2 separate regions of the Homo sapiens genome follow, and region 1 is linked to region 2. Evidence: chromatin loops called from intact Hi-C (ENCODE). Cell type or tissue: heart right ventricle. All regions are shown on one strand. Each heading gives the region's core, and the rest is flanking DNA. Links, peaks and the distances in the headings are about the cores only. Region 1 overlaps SLC39A11 (solute carrier family 39 member 11). Region 2 overlaps SLC39A11 (solute carrier family 39 member 11).

Evidence for each region. Peaks named below come from ENCODE experiments on the same cell type or tissue, not always from the same donor. Only the 100,000 strongest peaks of a DNase experiment are listed, where the experiment ranks them.
Region 1: it touches region 2 in a loop (4-fold over the local background); 6 of 110 quality-filtered maps call a loop at or near these places.

The regions. Positions count from the first base shown.
Region 1 is chr17:73,082,816-73,091,150 of GRCh38, reverse strand. SLC39A11 (solute carrier family 39 member 11) reads left to right here. Exons shown (of 10, transcript NM_139177.4): 2 at 2,376-2,494; 3 at 6,305-6,343. The coding sequence starts at 2,387. Among named protein-coding and RNA genes, the nearest start is that of SLC39A11, 5.7 kb to the left of the region's middle. RefSeq lists enhancers at 505-1,005, 1,006-1,506. In heart right ventricle, for the core only: no CTCF peak of the experiment used is centred there; no DNase peak of the experiment used is centred there.
Region 2 is chr17:73,004,354-73,012,688 of GRCh38, reverse strand. The region is part of intron 4 of SLC39A11 (solute carrier family 39 member 11); the gene reads left to right. Among named protein-coding and RNA genes, the nearest start is that of SLC39A11, 84 kb to the left of the region's middle. In heart right ventricle, for the core only: no CTCF peak of the experiment used is centred there; DNase peaks (open chromatin) are centred at 3,959 and 5,025.

The sequences.
Region 1 (8,335 bases), core at 205-8,204, 78 kb before region 2:
TGGCCAAGTTTTACCAGTTTTAATCTTTTGCTTTCCACAGTTTAATGTGCATAAGAATCCCCCATGGAATTCCACAAAATGCAGACCCTGATTCAGAAAGTCTGGGGTGAGACCTGAGTTTCTGCATTCCTAACTAGCTCCCAAGCCGGACCAGTGCTGCTGGTTCTCTGACCACCCTTGTAGCGAGGATTTAAAACAGCAAATAGAGAAGAAACTTCTCCGAGGGGCACTGGGCTTGCATTGCCCGTGATCAATGCTGCTCCTGTTGGGATGGAAAGGATGGTGGCCTCGGTCTTCCCTCTGTGTCCCTTTTTCTTACTCAGGAGGGTGCTCAGATATACATGGGGACAGGCTTAGACGGGTGTTTCCCTATCCCACTAACCACCAGGAACACCCACGAGCTCCCTCTGTTCTGTTCACCAGCCCACAAGATCCACATTGACTTTGGCCTGTTGGCAAATGTAAATTGTTTGCTCTCTTCTGTAGCTGTCAAGAGGCACATTCAAATACAGGAAAGAAAGGTGTTTTTGTTATGCCCTGTCTTGGATGATAAGTACTAAGAGGATGATCCCTTTGTGCTGTTCTTTGTAAATGCTGTTTGAAATTTTGTCCACAGCAACTCGGAATAGATGATTGGTGTAATGGTCCAGATGGCTTGGTTTAAAAACAAAGACCAACCCCTCTTTTTAGGGTGGCTTAGCAAGATGACGGATGTAAAGGGTAGTAGTTTTTTGAAAATGATTTTTTTTTTCTTTAATTGGCGTGGTCACAGTTTTCACAGTTGGTGCAGTTCGTTTAGAGTGCGGGAACTAGAGTCTGATTCCATAGATGCTATTTATCTCAGAGTTTCTGGCACAGGGGCTGAGCCAGGGCTCACCTGGGCTCACCTGGACCTATACCCTTCCTAGGTTTGAGCCTGGGTGTGTTGCTGAGCCGCTTGGCATAAGGGCTGCGTCCACACTCTGCCATGGTTTCCTTCCAGGGTCAATCGAGGCAGCGTCTTCAGCTCTTGATCTGCAGGCTCAGGGCTGCTGGCTCCTCACAGAGCACCGGGAACTGGCAGGGCTGAGCCCAGTGTGGTTGTGTCCAGCCAGCCCTCTGGGTGCTGGCAGACCATCAGGGAGATGAATGAGGCTTTGATATGAGGCCCTGAGCCCAGTGTTTGTGTACCAGAACACAGGGCTTTTCAACAAATGGGTTTCTCTGCCTTGTAACTTTCCACAGGGAGAGATCTGATTGTCATCTCAGATCCAGAATTTTAAGCATGTTAAAGTCTGGAGGAGGTTCTCTGGACTGAAATGAGAGGGAGTGGTACTTCCCTTCCTTTCCTTGGTGGGCGGTGGTGTAACTTCAGCTTCAGCAGCAGGGTGCTGAGTTGACCAGGGGACATTCCATTCCTGGGTCCTTTTGCTTGTCCTTGCTGACTGTCCTGTGCAGGTAAGCTGGCCCTTTTCCATCCAGCACATATTTTTCAGGGGTTACAAAGCCCTATTTTACAGGGGTGCCAAATGTGAAAAAGCACCGTCCCCGTCCTCAAGCAACTAAGGCTGTAAAAGATGGAGGCAAAGCCACACTGAGAGAGGACCAAAGCTGCATGCTAGGACAGGGCTGGGGAAGGCCAGAAAAGCCTTGGTCGTGAGGTTGGCATTATGTGGGCTGCAGAGGGTGCTCCGGGTTCTGATGGCTGGAAATGTGCAAGGAAGGTATTCCAGGAGGGAACTGCATGAACAGGGACTTGGAGGCAGGATTGTCTGGGGCTTGTGGAAGGTGCCATAAATAATTCAGTTGAGCTGGAGTTGGGTGCTCGTGCAGGCATGATGGAGAACGGGATTGGAGAGTCGGGGGTTGGTGGGTATCAAAAGTTGGTTGGTGGAGTTTACCCTTTGGCTGGGCAGGTGCGCTGTTGCAGATGTGATGGGGATTAAGATTGGAAGCGTGTTGACATCACCTGAGCTAGTCACCTGTCTTTGGTGGAGGCTGAGTGCGGATGGTGGGCAAGAGACGGTAGAAGAGGCAGATTATGTGGGGGAGGCTGCATCAGACCCTCCTATGCCCCCTTCTTCTGGAATAAACCACATTCTTTGTGCTTCTCTTTGAAACCACTTTTCAATGTTGCAGCCTTTTTTGTGGATTCCCCTGGCATCTCCCTGTGCCTTCTTTCAGATTAAGACGATTTCCAGTTCCTGGGGGACCTGGATAGAGAAGCCTGACCTGTGTGCTGGGTGGCTGAGGGACACAGATGGCGTGGTGGAAGGGTGCATACGGTCAACCTGGAGGGAGGCCAGCTCCCACACAGGGTGTTAGGACCCGTCAGAATATGCGCCTGTCACTGAAACGGACCACCGGTGGCTGACCCTCTCGCTCCTCTTGCACAGCTGTATCCAGCATGCTCCAAGGCCACAGCTCTGTGTTCCAGGCCTTGCTGGGGACCTTCTTCACCTGGGGGATGACAGCAGCTGGGGCAGCTCTCGTGTTCGTATTCTCTAGTGGACAGGTGAGTTGCCTTGCTTTGGTTCTGGATGTTGGTGGGGAGCCCGTTGGTAAAGGGGCACTGTCCCACTCCATGGAGCAGGTTTGTAGACTTTTCAGTGCCCCTGGCCACACCCCCAGGCATTGTGTACTGGGGTTTGTTCGCTGTCTTCTTATTTTCTCACCTTCTCCCTGCCAGGCCGGGAGAACAGATGTCTGCTTGCTGTAGACACCTTCATGCACCATCATCTCCCCTCTTGACCCTTGACAGCCTGACTTGAAGGGAATAGGAAGTGAGAAGCCCAGTTATTGAGGCTTCGTTAGCCCGCTGCCTAATTTCTACCTGCCATGTAATTTCTTTTCTTTTTTCTTTTTTCTTTTTTTTTTTGAGACAGAATCTTGCTCTGTTGCCCAGCCTGGCGTGCAGTGGCAGGATCTCAGCTCTCTGCAACCTCCACCTCCCGGGTTCAAGTGATTCTCCTGCCTCAGCCTCCAGAGTAGCTGGGATTACAGGCATGTGCCACCACGCCTGGCTAATTTTTGTATTTTTAGTAGAGGTGGGATTTCACCACTGGTCTCAAACTCCTGACCTCAGATGATCCACCCACCTCGGCCTCCCACAGTGCTGGGATTGCAGGTGTGAGCCACCGTGCCTGGCCTGCCATGTAATTTCTTTCAGGCCTGGAGCAAGTGGTACTATGCGTGACCGAAGAACATTAGATTTCAGGTGTAACTGTCCTCCCCTGTGGACTTGAGTTGGGTGGGATGGTTGGAAAGACCTTGGGAGAAGAAGGGGCATCTGTTCCCTTTTTTTTCAACCCATCTCCAGGTTGTTTCCTTTCCCCTTGGGATGAATATAGACAGACCCATGTCCCTGGCCCCCTGCAAACTCTTACTTCTTTCTCCTACATCTTCCTTGTATCCTACTCCCAGTGCCCTCACTCACTGTCATGGCCCCACAGCCTATCTCTCCCTCCTCCCACAACCCCATCCTTACACCCCTTCTACACGCTCTACCTATAGTCCCACATACCCACACTTGCACACATACCCATACCCATATGCCCTCCCCACACCTCTGCACAACCCACACTCACCTCATATACCTGAAATTGCATTCTTTTCTCCAACCCAGATCACCCTCAGTCCGCAGCCCTGGAGCCATCCATGGGTATCTTGATGAATGCACAATCCCTGCATCGATCACCTCGGTAGCCTGAGACATTGTAGAAACGGCAAATGAATAAGTGACTTAAGATCTAGTTCAACATGTTGTGAGGGAGATCTGGAAATGAAAACACCTTTAGGAAGTTCACAAGTCAGGCACTCTTGTGTTAGAGACCAGTACAGCAGGCCTTGATTTCAACAATAAAATCCCGACCTCCCTTGCTGCGCTGCACTGCCCCCGGGAGCTGATGGGTTGGAGACTGGAAATCAGAAAACACACAATCCAGAAACATGGTTTATCTGGAACCTAGGTATATAAGATGCCAAGATAAGTCAAATTCACAGAGACACATTGTAGAATGGTGATTGCCAGGGGCCACAGAGGAGGGCAGAAATAAGTTATTCTTGAATGAGTACAGAGTTTCAGGGTTTTTTGTTTTTGTTTGTTTTTTTTTTCTTTAGACAGAGTCTTGCTCTGTCACCCAGGCTGGAGTGCAGTGGCGTGATCTTGGTTCACTGCAACCTCTGCTTCCCAGGTTCAAAAGGTTCTTCTGCCTCAGCCTCCCGAGTAGCTGGGATTACATGCATACACCACCACGCTCAGCTAATTTTTTTTGTAGTTTTAGTAGAGACGGGGTTTCGCTGGTAACCCCATCCGGCCAGGCTGTTTTATTTATTTATTTTTTATTTTTTTTGAGCTAGAGTCTTGCCCTGTCACCCAGGCTGGGGTTCAGTGGCATGATCTCAGCTCACTGCAACCTCCACCTCCTGGGTTCAAGTGATCGTCCCACCTCAGCCTCCCAAGTAGCTGAGACTACGGGTGTGCACCACCATGCCCAGCTAATTTTTGTATTTGTAGTGGAGATGGGGTTTCACTATGTTGCTCAGGCAGGTTTTGAGCTCCTGACCTCAAGTGATCTGCCTGCCTCGGCCTCCCAGACTGCTGGGATTACAGGTGTGCACCATCATGCCCAGCTGAGTTTTAATTTTGTAAGGTGAAAAGTTCTGTAGACCACATGGCTTCTTTCACTTCAAAGAATGTCCATAGAGCTCATCCACGTTATAACATGTGCCAGAATTTCTTTTGTTTTTAAGGCTGAAGACTATTCCATTGTATGTACATACCACATTTTGTTTATCCATTCATCTATGGATAGATAGCAAAAAAAAAAAAATCTGTATTGAAATAGAAGATGCTTATGGAAAAATGCACATTTTATTAGGCTGGTGCATTTTATTAGGTTTGCACCAACCTAATATAAGTATGCAGCTTGATAACTTTCCACAAGTGCTCATGAAACTAGAGCCCAGATCAAGAAACAAAACAGTACCAGCTCCTCACCTCACAGCCCCTTCCAATCAGGAGCCTTCAGTCTCCCTTCCAATCTCACCATCCCCAACCTTTACTCCAAGGGTCATCTCCCATGTGATCTCTAACAGCACGGATATTTTCCCTGTTTCTGTGCTTTATTTAGATGGAGTAATCATATAGTACGTACTGTTCTGCATCTGGCTGATTTTACCCTACTTGTTTTCCAGTTTCTTTAATGTCCCTGTCTGTTTGTAAGATGTAACTGTAGTATGTGTGTGCGTTCCCATCGCCATTATGGTACCTGTTGTATGAGTGTATCCTAGTTAACATATCCATCCTACTGTTGGTGAGAGTTTGGGTAGTTTCTAGTTTTGGGCTCTTAGCACTGCCGAACATTTTTCTTCATGGGTTTGTTGAATACAAGTGCATTCCTGTCATGGGATTACTCAGGAGTGGCACACATAGTGTTCACCTCTCATCGGTGCTGCCAAATAGTTTGCCAAAATGGTGGTACCCGTTTGCACCGCCATTGTGTGAGGGTTTTTTTTTTTTTTTTTTTTGAGGCGGAGTTTTGCTCTTGTTGCCTAGGCTAGAGTGCAATGGCATGATCTTGGCTCACTGCAATGTCTGCCTCCCGAGTTCAAGGGATTCTCCTGTCTCAGCCAAGTAGCTGCGATTACAGGCATGCATTACCGTGCTTGACTAATTTTTGTATTTTTAGTAGAGATGGAGTTTCACCACGTTAGCCAGGCTGACCTCAGATTCCTGACCTCAGGTGATCCACCTGCCTTGGCCTCGCAAAGTGCTGGGATTATAGGCATGAACCCTTGCACCCAGCCTATTTTTTTTTGTATTTTTAGTAGAGATGGGGTTTCATCATGTTGGCTAGGCTGGTCTTGAACTCCTGACCTCAGGTGATCTGCCCGCCTCAGCCTCCCACAGTGCTGGGATTACACATGTGAGCACTGTGCCCGGCCTGTGTGAGGGTTTTGATTGTTCCACCTGCTCCTCTGCTCCTCACCAACGCTCAGTAATTCCCAACTTGTAGACAGGCTACTTACTAAAGGTTTACAGTTGTAATTCACAGGGAAAGCTGAGTAAGAGACAACACAAGGGCCAAGACAAGCCAAGCACCACTTGAAAGAACGCTTCTGATTGGCTATGGGGTGGGTGGAAAGTTAACCAAAGACTTTCCCCGTGGTTCTTGGCCCATGGTATAAACTGAGTAGCTCACGAGCTCAGGAGTCGGCCAGTCTTTATTTGCGTGGCTCTTTTGGGCCTTATGGTTTCTTCTTGTCCCAGGAAACATCATCTTATTGTCTCTTGGAAACTGAAACATCTTGTTTTGATTTTCAGAGGCGGATCTTAGATGGAAGTCTTGGCTTTGCTGCAGGGGTAAGTAGCATGTAGTAGGAGAAATGGAAATTGAGGCATACTGATTCTGACATGTGTCTGCCAAGGGCTGTCTTCAGTCCCTCCCCTTGCGACCTAGATGCATCTCTGTGTTCCTCAGGCACTAACACCTCCCTCTTATCACCTGCCATATTTATTTCCCAGCTTATCAAATGCCCATTTCTCTTTAGACAGCAATCGAGGTTTATTTGACAGCTGCCTCAGGACTAGGGAAATAAGATCTTATTTGGTAAGGGCCTAGCACAGGCCTAGCCTAATACATAGTTGGCTCTAACTAAATATACTTTTTCCTCCCCTTCTCCCTTAAAAGATCTTTTTTATAGGCCTTTTTTTTTTTTTTTTTTTTTTTTTTGAGACAGAGCCTTACCCTGTCACCCAGGCTAGAGTACAGTGGCACAGTCATGGTTCACTGCAGCTTCAACTTCTCTGGACTCAGGTGATCCTCCCAACTCAGCCTCCCAAGTAGCTGGGACTACAGGCATGTGCCAACGTGCCTGGCTGATTTTTGAGTTTTTGCAGAGATGGGGTTTCACCATGTTGCCCAGGCTGGTCTTGAACTCCTGGGCTCAAGTGATCCACCTGCCTAGGCCTCCAAAAGTGCTGGGATTACAGGCGTGAGTTATGGAACCCAGCATATTATAGACATTGTTAAACATGTAAAAATTGTGGATAGAAGCCTGTAATGCATCCCAGACACCCATCTCCCAACTTCAATCATTATTGACATTTTGCTAATCTCAGTTCACCTGTCCTCCCCAAAACTTCTTGGGAGGTTAGAATATTTTATAAAAGCTAATCCCAGATGACATGTAATTCCACCTGTAAATTCAACACACATGTCTAACTGAATGACTTTTTAAAAATAAACATAATCACATGGCCATTATACCTACCAAATTAATAATTCCTTTTTATGATCTAACATCCAGTCCATATTCAGATTTTCTTCATCTTTCTAAAGGTGTCATCTAATATTGTTTTGTTATAATTGGGGTCCAAACAAGGTTTCTATATTGCATTTGCTTGTTATATCTTTTAAGTCTCTTTAATTTTTTAACAGTTCATTTTTTTTTTCATGCTAGTAATTTGTTGGAGAAACTGGGTCATTTGTCTCTAGAATGTTGGCTGATTACTTCCTCGTGGTGCTGCCTAACTTGTTCCTCAGTCCCCTGTATTTCCTGTAAGCTGAGAGTTAGACCTGGAGTCTTGATTAGTTCAGATTCCATTTTTCAGGCATGAAGATGTCATGGTGCTGTGTATTGCAGATGTATTACCCATATCAAAAGGCGTGTAATATGTGGGTTTCCCTTTTAGTTGATCAGGGTTTGGTTTCTTTCTTCAGTTTTTATAGCCCTGCGATCTGGAAAAACTAGCCTGGAGGTGGAGCCTGCCAGAGGCCATCTGAGTCAGTAGCTGTTAGACTGGAGCCACTGTTCCGTCAAAAACACTGTCCTTTCTGAGCCATACACAGGTGCACAGAGAGTGTTGAGAAAATTAGTTTCTAGGTCCTCAGCTTCCATACGTTCTCTTCCCTATAACTGCTGTGCCTGAGAATGCCGGGGAAGCCAGCCCTACTTTCTTTCCTTCCTTGGCACAGCTTCCCTTTCCCACCTTACACAAGAAAGATGCTCTTGCCTTATAACCTTGTCTCTGGGTGGCATGGTCTTCAGGCAGACATGGAGGGCCCCTTGGAATGTTGGTGCTGGCACGGAGAAAGTGAAGGGCCTTGTCTCTAATCACTGGGCATAAGTCCATTTTTTTTTTTTTTTTTTTTGAAATGGAGTCTCCCTCTGTTGTCCAGGCTGGAGTGCAGTGGCTGGATCTTGGCTCACTGCAACCTCCGCCTCCCGAGTTCAAACAATTCCCCTGCTGCAGGCTCCCGAGTAACTGGGATTACAGGTGTGCACCACCACGCCTGGCTAATTTTTTTTTTGTGGTTTTAGTAGAGATGGGGTTTTGCCGTGTTGGCCAGGC
Region 2 (8,335 bases), core at 148-8,147:
GGCAAGGGCAGCAAAACTACCTACTGGGTACTGTGCTGACTACCTGGGTGACAGGTTCAGTCCTACTCCTAACCTTAGCATCACACAATATACCTTTGTAACAAACCCGCACACGTACCCCCTGATTCTAAGATAAAAGTTAAAAAAGAAAAAAAAAAACTGGGAAATACTATCTGACCCTTTGCAGAAACAGTTTGCTGATCCCTGATTTAAATACTTATTCAGTCGATCCTTTGTTTAAAAAGTTTTTTAAATTTTTGTGGCTGCGTAGTAGGTGTATATGGGGCACATTAAATGTTTTGATATAGTCACGTATAACGATCACATCATGGAAAATGGGGTATTCCCTCAAGCGTTTATCCTCTATGTTACAAATAATCCAATTATATTCTTTTAGTTATTTTATTTTATTTTTGAGACAGAGTCTTGCTCTGTCACAGGATGGAGTGCAGTGGCATGATCTTGGCTCACTGCAACGTCTGCTTCCCGGGTTCAAGCAATTCTTCTGCCTCAAACTCCCCAGTAGCTGGGACTACAGGCGCCTGCCACCACGCCCGGCTAGTTTTTCTATTTTTTGGTAGAGATGGGTTTTCACCATGTTGGCCAGGCTGGTCTCAAACTCCTGACCTCGGGTGATCTACACGCCTCGGCCTCCCAAAGAGCTGGGATTATAGGAGTGAACCACCGCACCTGGCCATCTTTCAGTCATTTAAAAATGTACAACTAGGGCCAGGGGCAGTGGCTCACACCTGTAATCCCAACACTTTGGGAGGCCGAGGCGTGTGGATCACCTGAGGTCAGGAGTTCGAGACCAGCCTGGCCAACATGGTGAAACCCCATCTCTACCCAAAATACAAAAACTAGCCGGGCATGGTGGTGGGTGCCCGTAGTTCCAGCTACTTGAGAAGCTGAGGCAGGAGAATTGCTTGAACCTAGGAGGCGAAGGTTGCAGTGAGCCAAGATCGCGCCGCTGCACTCCAGCCTGGGCAACAAGAGTGAAACTCCATCCAAAAAAAAAAAAACCAAGAAAACCAGAAAACCAGAGGTACAATTAAATTATTTTGACTATAGTCACCCTGTTATGCTGTCGTATAGCAGGACTTATTCATTCTTTCTACTTTTTTTGTACGAATGATCTTTTGTCTATGTGCCCTGGTGACCTCTCTGTTCAGGGTACCTTCGTCTCCCCGCTCCAGATCATTTTCCACAGGCCCCCAGAGTATCCCACGCAGGTTGTGAGTCTGATTGTGTTTCTGGCTGAAACCCCTTCAAGGGCTCCTCTACCTTCCATTTGCAGTTCTGTTTTCATAGAGTGCTTCCCAGAGTCCTTCTGATCTGGCCCTAACTGCCGTCTGCAGCCTGGTCCCTCCCTGCTTATCTCTTGCCATCCTTCCGGTTTCCTTCCTGTCCCCCCTGCCTTTGCGCCAGCTCTGCCTGGGGCACCGCCTCTGCGGTGTTTTGCCAGACTCTCTTCCTTACCCTTTGGGGTGCATCTTGTGCATTTCTTCCCCACAAGGCTCTCCAGACTTGCCCCATATCTTGGTTTCATTTTGTACTTTCCTCGTCCTGGCCCTTCCCTTCCCTGGGCTGTCATCACCTGTGTGCCTGTGTACCGGGGGCCTGAAGGTGGGGGCAAGGGCACAGATGGGTCATGTCTCTGCAGTGTCCTGTACACTAGCACAGTGCCCGGCACAGAGTAGGTTCTCAGGAGGTATTTGATGAATGAATCAATGAAAGAATAATTGGAGAGGTTGTGAAGATCAGAGGAGATCATTGTTAGGAAAACGCTTCCTTACGGCATCGAAGTTGAAAGTGCTTTACACATGTGAGTTATTTTTGGGGAGCAGATCCATGCCCGTTGCAATTGACCGCTTTTTTGGCCCTACAAACATGAAGCACAGATAATTAAACACGCAGGAGACAAAAAGAAAAGCTTAATCTGAAATTTGCCTGTGTCATTTGATTTTTCATGCCTTATTTACTTTCATAATTATGTTTGCCTAAGAAGCTAGAGACTCATACTGCCATTTACTACAAGCATTTTTCGAGCGACCTTTGAGTAAAGGGTGAGGTGGAGAGCAGGGAAGTTGCCTGTGTTGCTTTAGAAAAAATATTAACATCTAGACCTCCCTCTGGAGGTTCTGACTGATGGTGTCCATGGTACGGCCTAGGTACTTTTAAAAAAGTTCCCGTAAGGACTCTGACGTTCAGCCAAGGTCAGTGACCATTGATTGAAGGCTACCTATAACTCGCTTTTGTTTAGTTACTGGGTTATGTTTCATTCTCCATAATTCAAGTATCTTCCTGTTTCTTTTTGAAGCCCAAGTCTTCTCCTATTGCAAAAGACTAAGAAAAGAGGGAAAGAAGAATTGTCCTGCAGTTGATTAAGTAACAGTCCGAAGATGAAAAGGGAGAAAGGGTCTGGTTGTATTGATTGCAAACTTCAGACCACACCAGAATCACCTAACAAAATGCAGGTGCCGGGACCCCACCCCAGACTCTGTGCCTCAGAAGCTCTTGGGGTGAGGCCCAGGCACCTGCATTTTGAACTAGATCTCCAGGGGACTTAGATGCTCCCTCTAGTCAGAGAACCACAGTCAGTCCAGAAAGGCAGGTAGCAGCACAGCAGGAGTCTGGAAAGCTGTAACATCTGGGAGAAGAGTACCGAAACCTTGGAGTGGAGAGGGCTCCAGAACCTACTCATCTCCTGGGCTCCTTAAAAAATTTGTTGTATTCGATGAGAACACTTGGACACAGGGTAGGGAACATCACACACTGGGGCCTGTCGTGGGGTGGGGGGAGTGGGGAGGGATAGCATTAGGAGCTACACCTAATGTAAATGACGAGTTAATGGGTACAGCACACCAACATGGCACATGTATACATATGTAACAAACCTGCACGTTGTGCACATGTACCCTAGAACTTAAAGTATAATAAAAAAAATTTGTTGTATTGAGATGAAATTCACATAGCATAAAATTAACAATTTTAAATGGAACACTTCAGTGACATTTAGTACCTTCATAATTTTCTGCAACCAATACTGCTATCTAAATTCCACACATTTTCATCACCCCCCCAAGGAAACCCCATGCCTATTAAGCCATCACTCTCCATCTCCCCATTCTTCGCTTACTCTCCACCGCCTGGCAAACACTAATCCACTTTGTTTTTGTGGATTTACCCATTCTGGACATTTCATATTACTGGAATCCTATAATATGTGACCTTTTGGGTCTGATTTCTTTCATTTAGCATTGTGTTTTCAAGGTTGATCCATATTGTAGCATGTATCAAACTTCATTGCTTTTCTTTTTTTTTTTTTTTTTTTGAGATGGAGTCTCGCTCTGTCCCCCAGGATGGAGTGCAGTGGCGCAATCTCGGCTCACTGCAAGCTCACGCCATTCTCCTGCCTCAGCCTCCCCCGTAGCGGGGACTACAGATGCCCGCCACCACACCTGGCTAATTTTTCGTTTTCATATTTTTAGTAGAGACAGGGTTTCACCGTGTTAGCCAGGATGGGTTCGATCTCCTGACCTTGTGATCCGCCCGCCTTGGCCTCCCAAAGTGCTGAAATTACAGGCGTGAGCCACCCCGCCCCCCTGCCTTTTTTTTTTTTTTTTTTTTGAGGCAGGTCTCTCTGTCACCCAGGCTGGAGTGCAGCATTGCAATGGCAGCTCACTGCAGCCTTAAGGGCCCCAGGCTCAACTGATCCACCGGCCTTAGCCTCCTGAGTAGCTGGGACTACAGGCATGTGCTGCCACGCCTGCCTATTTTATTTATTTATTTTTTTTTGTAGTGACAGCATCTCACTATGTTGCCCAGGCTGGTCTTGAACTCCTGGGCCCAAGTGATCCTTCCACATCAGCCTCCCAAAGTGCTGGGATTACAGGCGTGAGCCACTGTGCCTGGCCGAGAACGTCATTGCTTTTTTTGGATGAAGAATATTCCACTGTGTTTGGGCGTGCCATACTGTGTTCCATTCATCCATTGCTGGACATTTGGGCTGGTTCTGCCTTTTGGCTACTGTGAATAGTGCTGCTAGTAAGATGAGTGACCAAGGATTTGTTTGAGCACCGTTTTCAGTTCTTTTGGGTCTATATCCTGGTGTCCCTATAATCAGGAGCACCTGATTAGGTTGAACCTGGTGGGCAGCCAGGCTGGTGGCTCATCTGGCCCACAGCTTGCTGGAGCCACATGTGTGAAGCTCAGCTCTGAATGGGAGGAGCTGGAAGGACACTTGGGCAGTCGGCACGGGCAGAGGGAGCGGCCTGGTCAGGGCAGTGTGGTTGTTTGGGTAGAGCTTCAGGCTAGCTTTCATTGTAAGTGCCTTCACTCTGCAAGGCTACAGAGGAAATAGCCAGAATAATCTTATTAAAAATATGTTTCTGCTGGGTGCAGTGACAGGTGCCTGTAGTCCCAGCTACTAGGGATGCTGTGAGGCTGGAGGATTGCTTAAAGCAAGGAGTTTGAGGCTAGCCTGGACCATTTAGTAAGACCCCATCTCAAAAAAAAAAAAACAAAAAAAAAACAACAAACCCCAACAACAAATGTTTCTTTTTCTTTTTCTTTTTCTTTTTTTTGAGACTGAGTCTCGCTCTGTCACCCAGGCTGGAGTGCAGTGGTGTGATCTTGGCTTGCTGCACCTTCTACCTCCTAGGTTCAAGTGATTCTCCTGTCTCAGCCTCCTGAGTAGCTGGGACTACAGGCTCACGCCACCACACCCCGCTAATTTTTGTATTTATGGTTGAGATGGGGTTTCACCATGTTGGTCAGGCTGGTCTCGAACTCCTGACCTCAGGTGATCCACATGCCTCGGCCTCCCAAAGTGTTGGGATTATAGGCGTGAGCCACTGTGCCTGGCCCAACCACAAATGTTTCTGACGATGTCATTCCGTGTCCAAAATCCTTTGCTATCTTCCCATCAAGTCCAGGCCTTTTTCCTCTTTTTCCCTTTAGCTTGGACTTCGTTCACCGTTCTCCTCCTGGCCCCTCCCTCCTTCCCTCCCTCCTTAGCTTGGGCTCAGGCCAGTCCTCCACCACCCAAACCACCCACCAGCTCCTGCAGCTGGTTCTCAGCACACGTCACACTGTTTGTCTTTTTGAGCCTTTTCTCGTGTTCTCCCTCTGCCAGGAACCACCTTCCTCCTTTTGCTTTCACCAGGCCAAGTCCTTCCTTTTCAGGTTTTGGCCATTGTCATTAGTCCATGATGATGATGGCGTTGCCCTGAGGCTGTGTCTGCTGTGTCTTGCTTTATTTTTTTGAGACAGAGTTTCACTCTTGCTGACCAGGCTGGAGTGCAGTGGCATAATCTTGGCTCACTGCAACCTTTGCCTTCCGGTTTCAAGTTATTCTCCCTCCTCAGCCTCCTGAGTAGCTGGGATTATAGGCATGTGCCACCACGCCTGGCTAATTTTTGTGATTTTAGTAGAGATGGGATTTCACCATGTTGACAGGGCTGGTCTTGAACTTCTGACCTCGTGATCCACTCACCTCGGCCTCCGAAAGTGCTGGGATTACAGGTGTGAGCCACTGCGCCCGGCCCTGTGTCTTGGTTTTGAATCTCTCTGTGGCCCCTTGACTGAGCGCCGTGCTGCGTGGTTGCTTAGCTGCCCATGTCGCTGATGGGCTGTAGGCTCCTTGGGCAGTGGCGTCATCATTCTTGTTTGCCTCTGCATCCCCAGCGCCTGGCACAGAGCCTGACACGGAGGGGCCCTGAAACTGATTTGCTACAGGAAAGAGTGAGTGTTCAGCCTGGAGCTTTATTCATCATTGAATCCTCGAGGCTTAGAACAGTGCCTGGGACATGGAGATGCTGAGGCCCCCTTAATCTCTCCCCTAACAACTCCCGCCGCAATAAACGCTTCCTAAATGTGTGAACGGTTGGGTGGAAAGGAGACTCAATCACGTACTGTCTGCAGTGTGATGACAGATAATTGTATATTCATCATTTTATATCAAGGGTCTTTGTGTTCCTGATAATTTTTGTAGGGGTGCGTGTGTGCATGTGTGTGTGTGTGTGTGTGTGTGTGTTTACAAACTGAATTCTAAGTAAAGCACCCAAGGCTTTGGGTACTTATTGTCTGAAGAATCAGGTGGTCGGGTGAACTAAAGCAGGGTGAACACACTTTTTCTGTAAAAGGTCAGATAGTAAATATTTTAGGCTTTGTAGCCACACACAGCATCTGCTGCTGTCTCTCCCCTCCCCATCCTCTTCTCCCTTCCCCTTCCTTTCCCTTCTCCAAGACCCTTTAAAAATGTAAAACACATCCTTAGCTCGTGGGCTGTACAAAACTGGCTGGATTTGGCCCACAATCCATAGTTTACAAACCTCTGATCTAGAAGATCCATTAAGGCCAGTTCTTTTAAAACTTTGTTTTGTGTTCTCATGTTGGATGTATTTATTTATATGTTGCCCTTTTTCTTGATGATGAAAATTATGTATGCTCATTTTATAAAGAAATGTAGAGAATAAAAACTCCAACAGGTAAGGAAAATACACTTTTAATCTCATCTCATGGACGCCACCCTTATCCATGTGTTGGAACATTGGCTGTCTGAGTATTTTCTGAGCTTTTTTTTCTGTACGGGACATGTCGTGACAATGACTCACAGTCATGGAGTGTGTGTCCTGTCTCAGGCACGGTGCCAGGCTCTCTATAGGCATTGTCTTGTGAGGTAGGTGCTAATGATAATTTTATTTATTATTATTATTTTATTTTTATTTATTTTTTGAGTCGGAGTCTTGCTCTGTTGCCCAGGCTGGAGTGCAGTGGTGTGATCTCGGCTCACTGCAACCTCCACCTCCCAGGTTCAAGCGATTCCCTTGCCTTAGACTCCCGAGTAGCTGGGACTACAGACCTGCGCCACCACACCTGGCTAATATTTTTTGGTATTTTTAGTAGAGACGTGGGTTCACCCTGTTGGCCAAGCTGGTCTTGATCTCCTGACTTCGTGATCCGCTTGCCTTGGCCTTCCAAAGTGTTGGGATTACAGGCGTGAGCCACCATGGCTGAGGTCACTCAGGTGGTGATGTGATCACAGACTCACGTGTTGAGATGGAGCCTCTGTGAGCAGGTCCCTAGGTGGCTGGAGCGGGCAGAGCCTCTGCATATAGAACAGGAAGGTGCTTTGTTGTTGCAGCAGAGCCCAGCCCATCCTGACTGGCACCCTGCACCGCAGAGACACTTGAGCAGCCTCCAAATTAATTGTGAGAGGGTGGCCATGAGGGTTAAATAAAATAACACGCAGAGAGTATCAGACACACAGTCAGGCATGCAGTAGGTATTTGATACGTGTCAGTTCCCTTATATCAGGAACTGTGGAAGCTCCTGGGGATAACTTTTTGGTCCTGTTTCTTATTTGCACAAGTTGTGGGTTCAGGCTTAACAAAACGTTGTGTGTGTGGGCCGGGCACGGTGGCTCACGCCTGTAATCCTAGCACTTTGCGAGGCAGAGGTTGGCGGATCGTCTGAGGTCAGGAGTTCGAGACTAGCCTGGCCAATACGGTGAAACCTCTTCTCTACCAAAAAATACAAAAATTAGTTGTAATCCCAGCTACTTGGGAGGCTGAGAAAGGAGAATCGCTTAAACCTGGGAGGTGGAGGTTGCAGTTGAGCTGAGTTCACACCACTGCATTCCAGCCTGGGGGAAGGAGCGAGACTCTGTTTAAAACAAACAAACAAACAAACAAACAAAACATGACATGTGTATATGTGTTGGGGGGTTAGGTCGGTGTGCTTATGTGCTGTGATCTTCGTGGGGTCCACATTGCAGTGTCTGCTGGTCCTGCCTCTCGTGGACTGTTTGGGTATTCCATGAGCCGATGGCCCCTTTCCTTCCAATATTCCCAAGGGAATGGGCCAGAAAGCTCTGCCCATAACATCGTGCCCTAGGACCACAGTCCATCTTTGCCCCATTGCCTGTGGCCTCTTTTTCTCAGAGAGATTGTTGAAAGCAACAGTTAAGGATCAAATGACTTGACCAGGTGAAGTAGAAACCTCCAGGTGTCTTACGCTTTAACTTCAAATAATGAGACTTATTTTACCCACTGAGCAAGTTGCTAGTGGAGTGCCAACCTGGCAGGATACCTAGGTTATTGCCAGGGCCAGAATTGTAAACCTTCCACATTCGTATGTTGAAGCCCCAACTCTCAGTATGATGGGAACCTTTGGGAGGTAATTAGGTTTAGATGATGTCGTGAGGATGGGGCCCTCATATGGGATTAGTGTCCTTTTAAGAAGAGACACCAGAGAGCTCGCTGTCTTTCTTACTTCACCCTGTGAGGACACGGCAAGAAGACGGCCCTCTGGGAGCCGAGGAGCAAGGCCA